Regions from separate parts of the Homo sapiens genome. Here region 2 is linked to region 1. Evidence: read pairs that join two places in POLR2A ChIA-PET (ENCODE). Cell type or tissue: Panc1. All regions are shown on one strand. Links, peaks and the distances in the headings refer to the core of each region. The heading gives the core; the rest is flanking DNA. Region 1 holds the start of BRICD5 (BRICHOS domain containing 5). Region 2 holds the start of ATP6V0C (ATPase H+ transporting V0 subunit c).

Region 1 (3,160 bases), core at 661-3,160:
CCTGGGAAAGTCGGCCGAGGGCCCAAAGCTGCTGAGGGGTCTGAGGCTGGTGCCCACCCCCAAGCTAGTGTGTTCTCTGCCCCTCCCTGCCCGCGTTTCAGGGCCTCGGTCCATAGAGAACACCACCACCATGGCCAGGTGGAAGGGTTTATTAGTCCCTGCCAGCAGCTGTCCTCCCTGGTGCAGGTGGCCTGGCCAGCCCACTGGATTGGGGACGGGCCAGGCTGGGCCAGGTCGGGGGCTCAGTCTGGGAGGTAATAAAAGCAGACCGACACGCAGATGTTGCTCGGGAAGCAGATGTCGATGCAGAGATAAATCAGCCGCTGTCTCCGGGGCCCTGTGGCGAGGGTGCCGTGAATCTCCAAGGGCTCCGCCCCCAGCTCCTCAAACCATCCCGAGGGCCTGGCCTTCCCCCACAGCGGTCCTGACTCACCCTCTGCTCGCCGGGCCCAGTAGATGGGGGTCCTCATGCACAGGCGCTGCACCAAAGCCCCCGCCTGGGCGGGGTCCACTTCGAGGCTCCCCTGCACTGCCAGCAGCTCCTGGGTGTGGTGGGTGTCCTGGCTGGGGACCCAAGCCTCTTGGACCTGTTGAGAAGGCTCTGGTGGGCGGTGGGACAGGGCTGCTCCCTGCTCCTGGCTTGGCAGGGCCGGGTACCCTCCAACCCCCAGTGATGTCCCCACCCTCAGCTCTTGTCAGCAGCCTGGGCTTAGGGCGGAGAGAGCTTCCTGTTCCCTGAAACCACAGCTCCAGCCTGTCCCGTACTGGGCTGCACACAGGACCCTTTGTCTAGCCCCTGGCCCGGGCCTGCGCCCAGCAGGACGGCTCACCTTGGAGGTATCCACCAGCAGCCGCAGGGTCTCCCGATCACTGTCCTCCATCAGGCGGAGGAAGCAGACCTGGTGCTCCTCAGGGCGGTAACAGATGCAGCCCTGGGGAGGCAGGGGGGTGAGGCGGGGCCCCCCAGACCGACACCTGCCAGGGTGACCCCTCCCTGCCCACTCACGCTCTGCCCGTCGAACAGCACCGCCCAGCTGTGGTTGCTCTGAGGTGGGGTCACTGTGATGGTCGCCGCGTTCCGGGCCACGTCCACCAGGATGGTTTGGTTGGGCCGGGGCATGTGGGGGCTCGGGAGGGTCATTCGCAGCGTCTGCAGCCTTGGCTGGCAGTGGGAGTTGGAGTTCAGCCGGGCAGCTGTGCAACCCCAGCACAGCCTCCAGCTCTGGGCTGCAGGACTCCTGACACCCCTGAGTGGGCCCTTCCACCCCTTGGTCCTCTGGCTGTCTGCTCCTAGGTGGTGTCACTGCCTGCTCCGCACCCTTGCTCTGCTGGAGGCTGGGATATGCCAGCTTCCCTTCTCCCTTTCCACTGTCCATGTCCCTGGTGCTGAGGAGGGGCTCACCTTGGGAGGGCCCTGAGCAGAGCCAAGAAGCCCTCCAGCCACAACCCCCACAGCGGCCAGCACCAGCAGCAGCAGCAGCAGGAGCAGGCTCACGGCTCTCCAGCCCCCGCAGGAGGGCTTGGTCTTCACCTGGGCGTGCATCAGGGTCAGAAGGGTCATGAGGGTTAGACATCAGGGAGCAAGTGGGCTGGGGAAGGGAGGGGCTGGGTGGCCTGGGGCACCCCCTGGGTCCTTGCTGCAGGAGTAACGGGAGGCACTCACCCCTGTAGGCCCAGGTTTGGGGCGCTCAGCACAGCAGCTTGCTGGTTCCATCCTGCAGCCCCTGCTCACAATGTGCCGATTGTCTGCGTCCCTTGTCTGCAGCCTTGGCCAGGGGAAACTCAGAACAGAACCCCTCCCCTCCTGACCCTGCGCCTCCCCCTCAGCTCTGGATCTGATATCCAGGTCAGAGCCAGGACAGCCCCTCCTCCCACCTGGGGGATGCCTGTCACCAGGCCCGGCTCCAGACACCTGGCCTGTGCAGACTGGAGCTCAGGGTCTGGGAGGCGTAGGGCTCGGCCGCGTGGAAATCCAGTCCGGCTGACCGACTGGAGGGCAGCCCAGGCCCGGCCAGGGTGACTCGCTAAGTGTGGTTGGGGTGGATTTCGTTTTCCTAAAGTGGCCTGAGTCTGTCAGGTTATCCTTGACTCCCAGAGTTGGGCACAGGGCCTGACACGCCACAAGCTGTCAATACGTGCCTGTTCAGTGAATGACAGGTGTGGGACTGTGCACCCCCAGCCACTTCCCAGCCCCCGCACACCCAAGACCGGGGGTTCCTGAAGCCTGGACCACAGACAGGCAGCCTGCTGGAGCCTGTGCCCCTGGGACAGTCAGGCCAGCCTCGGGGGCCCGCCTAGCCCAACTTTTTTTTTTTTGAGACGGAGTCTCGCTGTGTCCCCCAGGCTGGAGTGCAGTGGCGTGATCTCAGCTCACTGCAACCTCTGCCTCCCGGGTTCACACAATTCTCATGCCTCAGCCTCCCTAGTAGCTGGGATTACAGATACATGCCACCAAGTCCCGCTAATTTTTGTATTTTTAGTAGAGATGGGTTTTCACCATTTTGGCCAGGCTGGTCTTGAACTCCTGATCTCAAGTAATCCACCTGCCTCAGCCTTCCAAAGCGTTGGGATTACGGGTGTGAGCCACTGCGCCCGGGCCAGCATTACTTCTGAGCTCTGCTCCCTGCCCTGGGCGCTCTGACACGGCAGCCCACCAGCTTCACTCCAGGGCCCTTTGCTTCCCTGGCTTCCCTTTGTGCCTGGCTTTCCCTCATTCTTCAAAACATCTTCCTCTGAACCAGGCTGGGAGTGGGCAGTTGGCATTCCAGCTCTGGAGTTGGAACCCCAGTTACCCATCTACTTTGAGTCCTCCCACCCGTGGTGAGACGGCATCACCCGGGCCAATGCAAGGTGAGAGCAAGGACACCTGAGCCAGTGTGGGTTTGAGAGTTTAATCTGTGCTCTGGCGCCCACAGTGCTGCAGCCCCTCATGGGCCAGAGACAGGATGCACGGGGACTCCCAGCCCCTACCCGGCAAGAGAGGCATCACTGAGGCTGCATCTGCCATGCGCTCCTGGTGTGACTGCACCCTGTCAGGCCAGACCCGGCTTGAGCCAACTTAGCCAAGCCAGCGTCAGTGTCACCAGCCTCATGGGTGGAGCCACCCTCATGCTGCTCTGCAGCACCCTCTGAACCCGATATCCCAGGCCTGGGAGGTGCT
Region 2 (7,456 bases), core at 4,957-7,456, 300 kb after region 1:
TCTTGAGGGTAGGGACTCTAACTTGTCTTTGTCTGGCAGGGGCCTCACTCAGCACCTGGCACAATAGTAGGTGCTCAGGGAACTGAATGAATGGATCAGGGTCTGAGGCGGGCAAGGGCTGCGGCGGTGAGCCCTGACCCCCTGGGTGGAGTGTGAGGAGGCCGTGTTGGCCTTCAGGGTGCACCCTGAAACCAGACATGGGGTCCAGGCTGCCTAGGGCTGAGCGTTTATCTGACACCCGTTCTGAAAAACCTGGTCGTGGTGCAGGTGCAGCCCCCGGCCCTGGTCATTTGGAAGTTTGTGTCCAAAAAAACCCAATGGCTACTATAGCACCTGTGAGCCAATGGGGTCCTCCACCTGCCCACCTGCCTGCAGAAGAAACGCCGAACACTGCTGCCTAGTGGTCAGGGCCGGCTGGACTCCCTGCCCACCCCACTGGGTCCTCAAAGAGGAGGGCCCACTCAGGCCCTTTTCCATCAACCCTGAAAGCTTGGGGTGAGCGAGAAGGGGGAGCTGCCCTGTCCTTGGGGTCATTGCAGTCGTCTGCCTCCAACCTCTTGCCCCCTCAGTGCCTGCTGTCCAGCGGGAGCAGCTCAGGGCTCCACCTCCCCTGCCGCCCTCGACTTTGGGGAGCCTCCTTGCACCAAGCAGCTTGTACGGTGCCGAGTCCTACTTGCACCACGTTGTCTTTACCTCTGGCATTTTATTTTATTTAAACATGGGAGGCAGAGCTTGCGGTGAGCTGAGATTGCGCCACTGCAATCCAGCCTGGGTGACAGAGTGAGACTCCATCTCAAAAACAAAAAACAAAAAACAAAAAACTTCACTGTATCATTGTTTAAGCCTTAACTTTTAATGATAAGAAAATAAAGCACCTTTGGTCATACCCCTGATGGTACACCTGTGTTCTTGGCCCATTTCCTCCGGCCCTGCTGGGGCCACACATGGCTCTCCTGGAAGCAGGTCAAGAGTGCCCAGTGCCATCTCCCAGCATTGTGCCCCTCTGGGTGTGTCCTCAGGGCAACTCAGAAGGATAGCTGTCTCCAGGAGCAGGTGCCTGCAGGGACACTGTCATCTGCAGATGAGGCTGCCCCCCAGCCCTTTGTGATGGCTTCTTCCGGAGAAGTTGATCTCCCCAGTCACTCTTGGGACTTTATTCCTTGTCTCTTTATCCCCATCCTCCCCTACCCTTGCCGGGGTCTCTGCAAAATGCTGCTGGTCCCTCCTGCAGAAGCCCACCCTACATTTCTCTACGGCTTCTGTTGGGGTCTCTGACCTGAGTTTCTCAAAGCCCCTCCCCCAGTTCCTGGAAATCCCCGCTGCTGTAGCAGTGACAGGCCAGGGGCTCGTGACTTGTGGTTTCACGCCAGGGGGGACGTAGCTGTGAGGGAGGAGAGAGATGTGTGTCCCTGGCCATCCCCACCCCAGAGTCCACTCCACCCTGGGGTCCTGCCCGGTGCTGGGAGACCAAGGAGAAGGAGATCTGGGTCCTTCCTAGACCTGTCACTGGTCATCAGTCATCTGTGGAGCCCACCACAGAGGCAGGCCCTGGAGCTCCAGTTTCAGGTTCCCTTGGCAGCTGCTAGCTGGATGCCTGGCAAGGCTCTTAACCTTCTGAGGCCTGTTTCGCTGACCAGAAAATGAGGGTCACGGTGAGAGTGAGGGGTGACGGTGCCCAGACAGGGCCTGGCCCACCCTGGTGCTCAGGAAATCTCTCCTGTGTGTGTCTGGCACCCTACCAGGTCAAGGACACAGAAAAAGAGTCACAGCGACCCTCAGTGGGGGAGGCAGTGAGCGGAAAAAAAAAATCACAGAGGTTGGGCGTGGGCTCACGCCTGTAATCCCAGCACTTTGGGAGGCCGAGGCAGGTGGATCACGAGGTCAGAAGATCGAGACCATCCCGGCTAACACGGTGAAACCCCATCTCTACTAAAAATACAAAAAATTAGCCGGGCGTGGTGGCCGGCGCCTGTAGTCCCAGCTACTCCAGAGGCTGAGGCAGGAGAATCGCTTGAACCCGGGAGGTGGAGGTTGCAGTGAGCCAAGATCGCGCCACTGCACTCCAGCCTGGGTGACAGAGTGAGACGCCATCTCAAAAAAAAAAAAAAAAAAATCACAGAGTGTGAGGGGAGCATCCAGAGAGGCCTGAAGGGGGTGTCTGAGGAGGAAGAAGGAGGGGAAGGAAAGTGGGGGCTTCCTGGAGGAGGTGGTGTTCTAAATACTGAGACCCATTTCTTTTTTTTTTTTTTTGAGACAGAGTCTCACTCTGTCGCCCAGGCTGGAATGCAGTGAGGCTGTCTCAGCTCACTGCAACCTCCGCCTCCCGGGTTCAAGCGATTCTCCTGCCTCAGCCTCTGCAGTAGCTGGGATTACAGGTGTGTGCCACCACGCCCAGCTAATTTTTTGTATTTTTAGTAGAGACAGGGTTTAACTGTGTTAGCCAGGAGGTCTCCATCTCCTGACTCGTGATCCACCCGCCTCGGCCTCCCAAAATGTTGGGATTATAGGCACCCCGCCAACTGAGGTGCATTTCTTAAGTAGGGAGTGAGGAAGAGAGTTGGTGCAGACACAGGTGATGCAGACACGTTGGGGGGCTGGTGATGAGAAGCGGGAGGGGACCAGGGAGGGCTCTTGAGGGGCCGAAGGATTCCAGGATGGAAAGTGCCCTTTGGAAAGAACCTGTGGCTTTAAGGTGAAGACTCGGTTGATTGGGGGTAGGCGATGAGAAGACCTAGGCCAGGCAGCGGCAGGGGCAGGGGCGCGGGCGCGGACACAAGCTGGGGAGGCAGGATCTCGGGATCCTGAGTAATACAGAGTGGGGAGGGAGCAGTGGCGTGACGTCAGGCTGCGGGGGGATGGGCGTGCCTTCTGCGGGAATGGAAATAGCCCAGTGGAAGGTGGTGGTGAAGGGGTGGGGGCGAGCTCAGCTTCAGACACGCCAGCTTGAAGTGTCAGGAGCCACACTGGAGACCCGGTGTGACCTCTCACACTAGAACTTAGGCAGAAAATGAATGGGTAAGAGGCCAGTGAGCACAGCTGACCCACTCCCTGCTCCTGCAAGAGGGAAGTCTCTCCACGTCCCCATGTCCCCAGTCCTGGTGTTTCAGCCACAATGGAGTTAGGTGCTCTTTGCCCACCCTACAATGTTTTGTTTGAGACGAGGTCTCACTTTGTTGCCCAGGCTGGTCTTAAACTCCTGGGATCAAGCAATCCTCCTGCCTCGGCCTCCCACAGTGCTGGGATTACAGGCGGGAGCCACCGTGCCCAGCCCACCCCTGAGCTTGGACTGTGCTGTTTCTCCATGGTGGGCTGCTCTGCGCCACCTTTCCTTGGTCTGAATTCGGCCCCAGGCACAGCCTTCCTGGCCTAGGCTTTCCTGGAGGGCTTGGAGTTATGGGGGCAGGCACTGGTGTTGCTCTCACTCAGAGGGCGGTCGGGGCTGGAATGGTGCAGGTGAGGGACAAGACGGCGTAAGATGGGGGACAAAGCCAGGGAAAGGATGGGATCAAGCAGGGGAAGGGCAGAGCTAGGGGTAGCCCTGGGTATGCCAGGACCTGCAGCAAAATTGGGGCTACAGGGCCTTGTGACTCCAGGAAGAATGAGGGCGTCTGAGATTTAGGAAGTCCGCAGGAGAGAGGAGAGTGTGTGGAGAGGGTGGCAGGCCACGCAGCACAGAGGTCCACTTGGACAGCCTGACAGATGTCCTTCTGCTTAGAGAAATGGCGGTCACCAGTGACCTTGGCAAGGGCAAGGAGCTGGAGAGGGAAGGGCAGGTGAGGAGGTGGAGACAGAGTGAAGATTCGTCTTCTCAGAAACAAGGGCCGGGCAAGAAAGAGGGAGGAGCAGAAAGGGCCTCTGGCCGTATCTGTTGCCTCCTCTCCTTTGAACCAGGACAGACTTAGGGACTTTCACGGGCTGCAAGTTCCAAGAGTGGCAGACCCAGGCTAGCCTGGGGAAGGGGCTTGAGGGAGGCTCCTGCTGGGGAAGGTGGGGCTGAGTCCAGCAGGAGGGCCAGACCAGGGGCCATGACCCCATTGCCTACATAGAGAAGGTGATGAGCCAGCATCCAGGCTACTCAGGGAGAGCTCTAACCCAGGATGAGGCCTTAGAGCTCAAAGGACACTCAGGCCTGGTGGCAGCTGCCCAGGGCCCCTGAAAGGGGGAATGGAGATCAGGCAGAGGGGGTGCCAGGGACTGCCACACAGGATCAGTAGGGCAGCGCCAGCCCTGGCTGGGCTGCTTTCACGGCTGCGGGAACCGCTCCAACTGCTCCAGAAAGACAGAAAGATGGCCCTGAAGGTGCAGGCTTTGCGTGAGTGGGTGGCTGCAAGGACAGGTGGGAGGACCAGGACGCCAGAACGTGCAGAGCCCGGGGGGCCTCCAGAGGTCGCAGTTCCGACAGGGCTTCCACCAGTCATGCCTACATCTTGAGGGGCAGAGACACACCCCACTAATGTTTGGGTCCCTGATGCAAAGGCAGAGACAGGTGCGGGGAGGGGGTCCTTTTTCTCCGAAGCGAGAGGTGAAGTCACCAACTGCTGGGTCAGAGGCAGTAGGTCTGGGTCTGGAGGAGACTGGGGACAGGGTGGAGGGAGGTGACCGCAGCCACGGGCTGGGACTTCACAGGTGTGGGCTGGGGGCTTTTCCGGACGCTGTGGCAGAGGAGGCCCGCGCGCCGCACATCTGCTGGGACCCTTAGCTCGCCCAGGATTGGTAGGGAGATCCTGGAAGACCAGCGCCCGGAGGGGTGAGGCCCCGTCTTGGGGGCAAGGCCGCGAAACCACGGCCTGCAGCTTCACGCCAGGGGTACAAAGAAAAGCGTCGCCGGGAACCCAACACCTGCAGACGACGCGCAGCCGCAGAGGAGGCGGGGCGTCCGAGGCCCCGCCCCGTATGCTAATGAAGCACACACCACACCGCCCCGCCCCGGCGCGAGACCGGTCCAACGCTGCGGAGATCCAGAGGCCGGCGGCGCCCGGAAACACCCGCGGAGGCCGAGGCAGGGCGGGGCCGGGCGCCGGGGCCGGGTCGCTGGGCGGGCGGCACAGCCCGGGGGAGGTCAACGGGCCGGCCGGGCGTCCCGGGGACGCGTCTCCCCCACGGTGCGAAGTGGTACGGCTCGCAGGGGCGGGGCCCAGGTCATGTGACGCGGCCGCGGCCGCCATTTTGTTCTGCGGTGCTGGTATTTAGAGCGCAGCGGCTGACGGGCCGGATCGCCTTCGCCGCCGCCCGCCCGCAAACCTTCGTGCCCGGCCCGTCCTCGCCCCCGCCTCCGCCACCGCCTCGGCCCGCAGAGCTTGCCCCCTCCCCACCCGCAGACATGTCCGAGTCCAAGAGCGGCCCCGAGTATGCTTCGTTTTTCGCCGTCATGGGCGCCTCGGCCGCCATGGTCTTCAGCGGTGAGCGCGGCGGCGGGAGGGACTCGGGGGCGGGGGCGCGCGCGTTGCTCATGCCCGCAGCTCGCCGGGGTCCGGTGTGTGACGTCACTCTGACGTAATCCCGAGCTGTCGGGGGCGCCCGGGCCTCGTGTGACAGCGGGCGGGGGTCGGCGCCCCGAGGGCTGCGGGGAGCCGCCGGGGGTCCGGGGCGCAGGGCGTGCGGGCCTGGCCGGGGTGTGAGTCTCGGGGGTCCGGGCCGGCGGCCCTGCCAGCCGGGTCGTGCGGTTGCGGGGGTGGGGCGGCGGCGCCGCTGCCATATTAGCCCCGGGAGCGGCGAGAGGGAGGCTGGGGTGGGGGCGCGAGGGGGGCGGCGCGAGGGGGGCCGATTCTGCGGGCAGGTGACATCACACCTCGAAGGCCCCAGTGCGCGGGCGGCGGCGCGGGTCCGGCCCAGGAACGCCCAGCCGGTCGCTGGAGCTTTCCGGCTGGTGGGGAGCCCATGTCCCCCACGGGAGGTCCTCAGCCCTCGCCCTTATGGCGGCCGGCCCCGAGGGTCAGGTGGGTCTCACCCACAGGCAGGTACTTCCGGTTGGAGCTGGTTACAGTTGCCCAATACCCGTGTCGCTGTGTGGGCTGTTTGGGAAAGCTGGGCTGAGGGCTTGGTTCGGAGAGCCCGCGGAGACCCGGGTGGGAGTGTGTGGAAGTGGAGGGAGCGGGGAGACAGCAGCATCGGCGCTGGCGGGGCTGTGTAGCTTGCAGAGGGTCTGTGCTCTGAGGTGGGTGAGAGGGTGGCATGGGTGTCCGAGTTTATGGGATCCAGTCGTTGCCCTCAGGACTGAGGCTTCCAGTTGTGGTCCTAATGAATGGAGGGGTGAATGAATGACCTTCCTTTCCCTCCCTGAGGCCTGAAGTTGGGAGGGGCTTCCCTGGGCTTGGAGAAGGGGCCTTCTAGGGTTCTTGGTGGCACCCTGCTTTTGAAATTGGGCCTTGACAGGTCCTGGGCGTCCAATTTAGTGACAATTGGTCTCCCTGGGAGAATGGCACTTGGGCTAGGGCTAGGCCCAGGAATGTGGGTCCGACGAGTTAAGTTCTGGCCCAGTCTCAGCCTCCGTGGACTGGCCTGGCCTGGTCTGATTTCCGCCTCCGTGGTTAGGTCTGGTTTTAGCTTTGATGACCGTGCCCTGCCCCACCCTGCCTGGTGGCCTGGGGAGGCTCCTAGTGCAGATATGTGGAGGGTTTGAACTCCAAACAGTCTCTGCTGACTGTAAACACCTGTGGGGTGGGGGCTTGGAGCTCTCTGTTCTCTTGCGGGCCTCCTTCTGCCTGGGCCTGTCTGCCATTCGTGAGTGAGCCCTGGCCTTCCCGTCGTGTGCAAGTAAGGGGTCATTTGTGGTGGAAGAAGTGGTCTAGACTTCTCCTTCCCCCTAGGCACCGCCTGCTCTTTCCACAGACTCAAGGCTTCTCCCAACAGGCTGCCGAGCCCTTCCCCCCAGCCTCCTCTGTTCTTTGCCCTCAGAATGCCTTCAGAGATTCCATTTTGCCTGGCCACCTGTGGGGTATTAGCTTGTGGCTGTCACTCATTCATCCAAACAATCTTGATTGAGCGCTTACTATGTGCCAGGTACTGGTAGGACAGCAGTGAACAAAATGGGATCCCCGCCCATGTGGAACTTAAATTCTAGCTGTTGCTGCTTGCCCTTGAAGCCCTGAGTTTGTCCACCAAGCCCTTTTTCTGCACCCAGCTCCTTTCCTCTCTCTCCGTCAAGACCTACACAGGTCTTTGGGCAGCCTGACCAGCAGGTGTCTGGAAATTGAGAACACGGTATTGCTGGCCTAGGCCTTTCCTGCTTATCCCTGGCTCTTCGGGATAAACGTGGCTTACTGTGGCTCTCCAGGAGCTGACCTCTGACTTCACTTGGCCAATTCAGACAACTGCTTTTTTTTTTTTTTTTTTTTTTCTCCCCTCCTCAAGACAGGGTCTTGCTCTGTTTCCCAGGCTGGAGTGCAGTGGTGTGGTCATGGCTCACTACAGCCTCAACCTCCCAGGCTCAAGCAATCCTCCTGCCTCAGCCTCCTGA

What was found. ChIA-PET counts read pairs that join two places held together with the same protein. Peaks named below come from ENCODE experiments on the same cell type or tissue, not always from the same donor. Only the 100,000 strongest peaks of a DNase experiment are listed, where the experiment ranks them.
Region 2: POLR2A ChIA-PET joins it to region 1 with 14 read pairs; 5 of 35 experiments call an interaction of 5 or more read pairs at or near these places.

The regions. Positions count from the first base shown.
Region 1 is chr16:2,209,120-2,212,279 of GRCh38, forward strand. It overlaps BRICD5 (BRICHOS domain containing 5), which reads right to left and starts at 1,744. Exons shown (of 6, transcript NM_182563.4): 1 at 1,664-1,744; 2 at 1,403-1,531; 3 at 1,007-1,162; 4 at 831-932; 5 at 434-587; 6 at 134-337. The coding sequence starts at 1,714. The coding sequence ends at 243. It overlaps PGP (phosphoglycolate phosphatase), which reads right to left. Exons shown (of 2, transcript NM_001042371.3): 2 at 2,474-3,160. MLST8 (MTOR associated protein MLST8) reads left to right here. Exons shown (of 9, transcript NM_022372.6): 9 at 1-334. RefSeq lists a silencer at 999-1,189 and an enhancer at 2,629-3,160. In Panc1, for the core only: no CTCF peak of the experiment used is centred there; no DNase peak of the experiment used is centred there; H3K27ac peaks cover 571 bases.
Region 2 is chr16:2,508,784-2,516,239 of GRCh38, forward strand. It overlaps ATP6V0C (ATPase H+ transporting V0 subunit c), which reads left to right and starts at 5,169. Exons shown (of 3, transcript NM_001694.4): 1 at 5,169-5,399. The coding sequence starts at 5,321. RefSeq lists enhancers at 1,054-1,163, 1,224-1,293, 2,291-2,894, 3,685-3,979 and silencers at 4,885-5,364, 5,785-5,924. In Panc1, for the core only: no CTCF peak of the experiment used is centred there; no DNase peak of the experiment used is centred there; H3K4me3 peaks cover 2,259 bases; H3K27ac peaks cover 1,628 bases.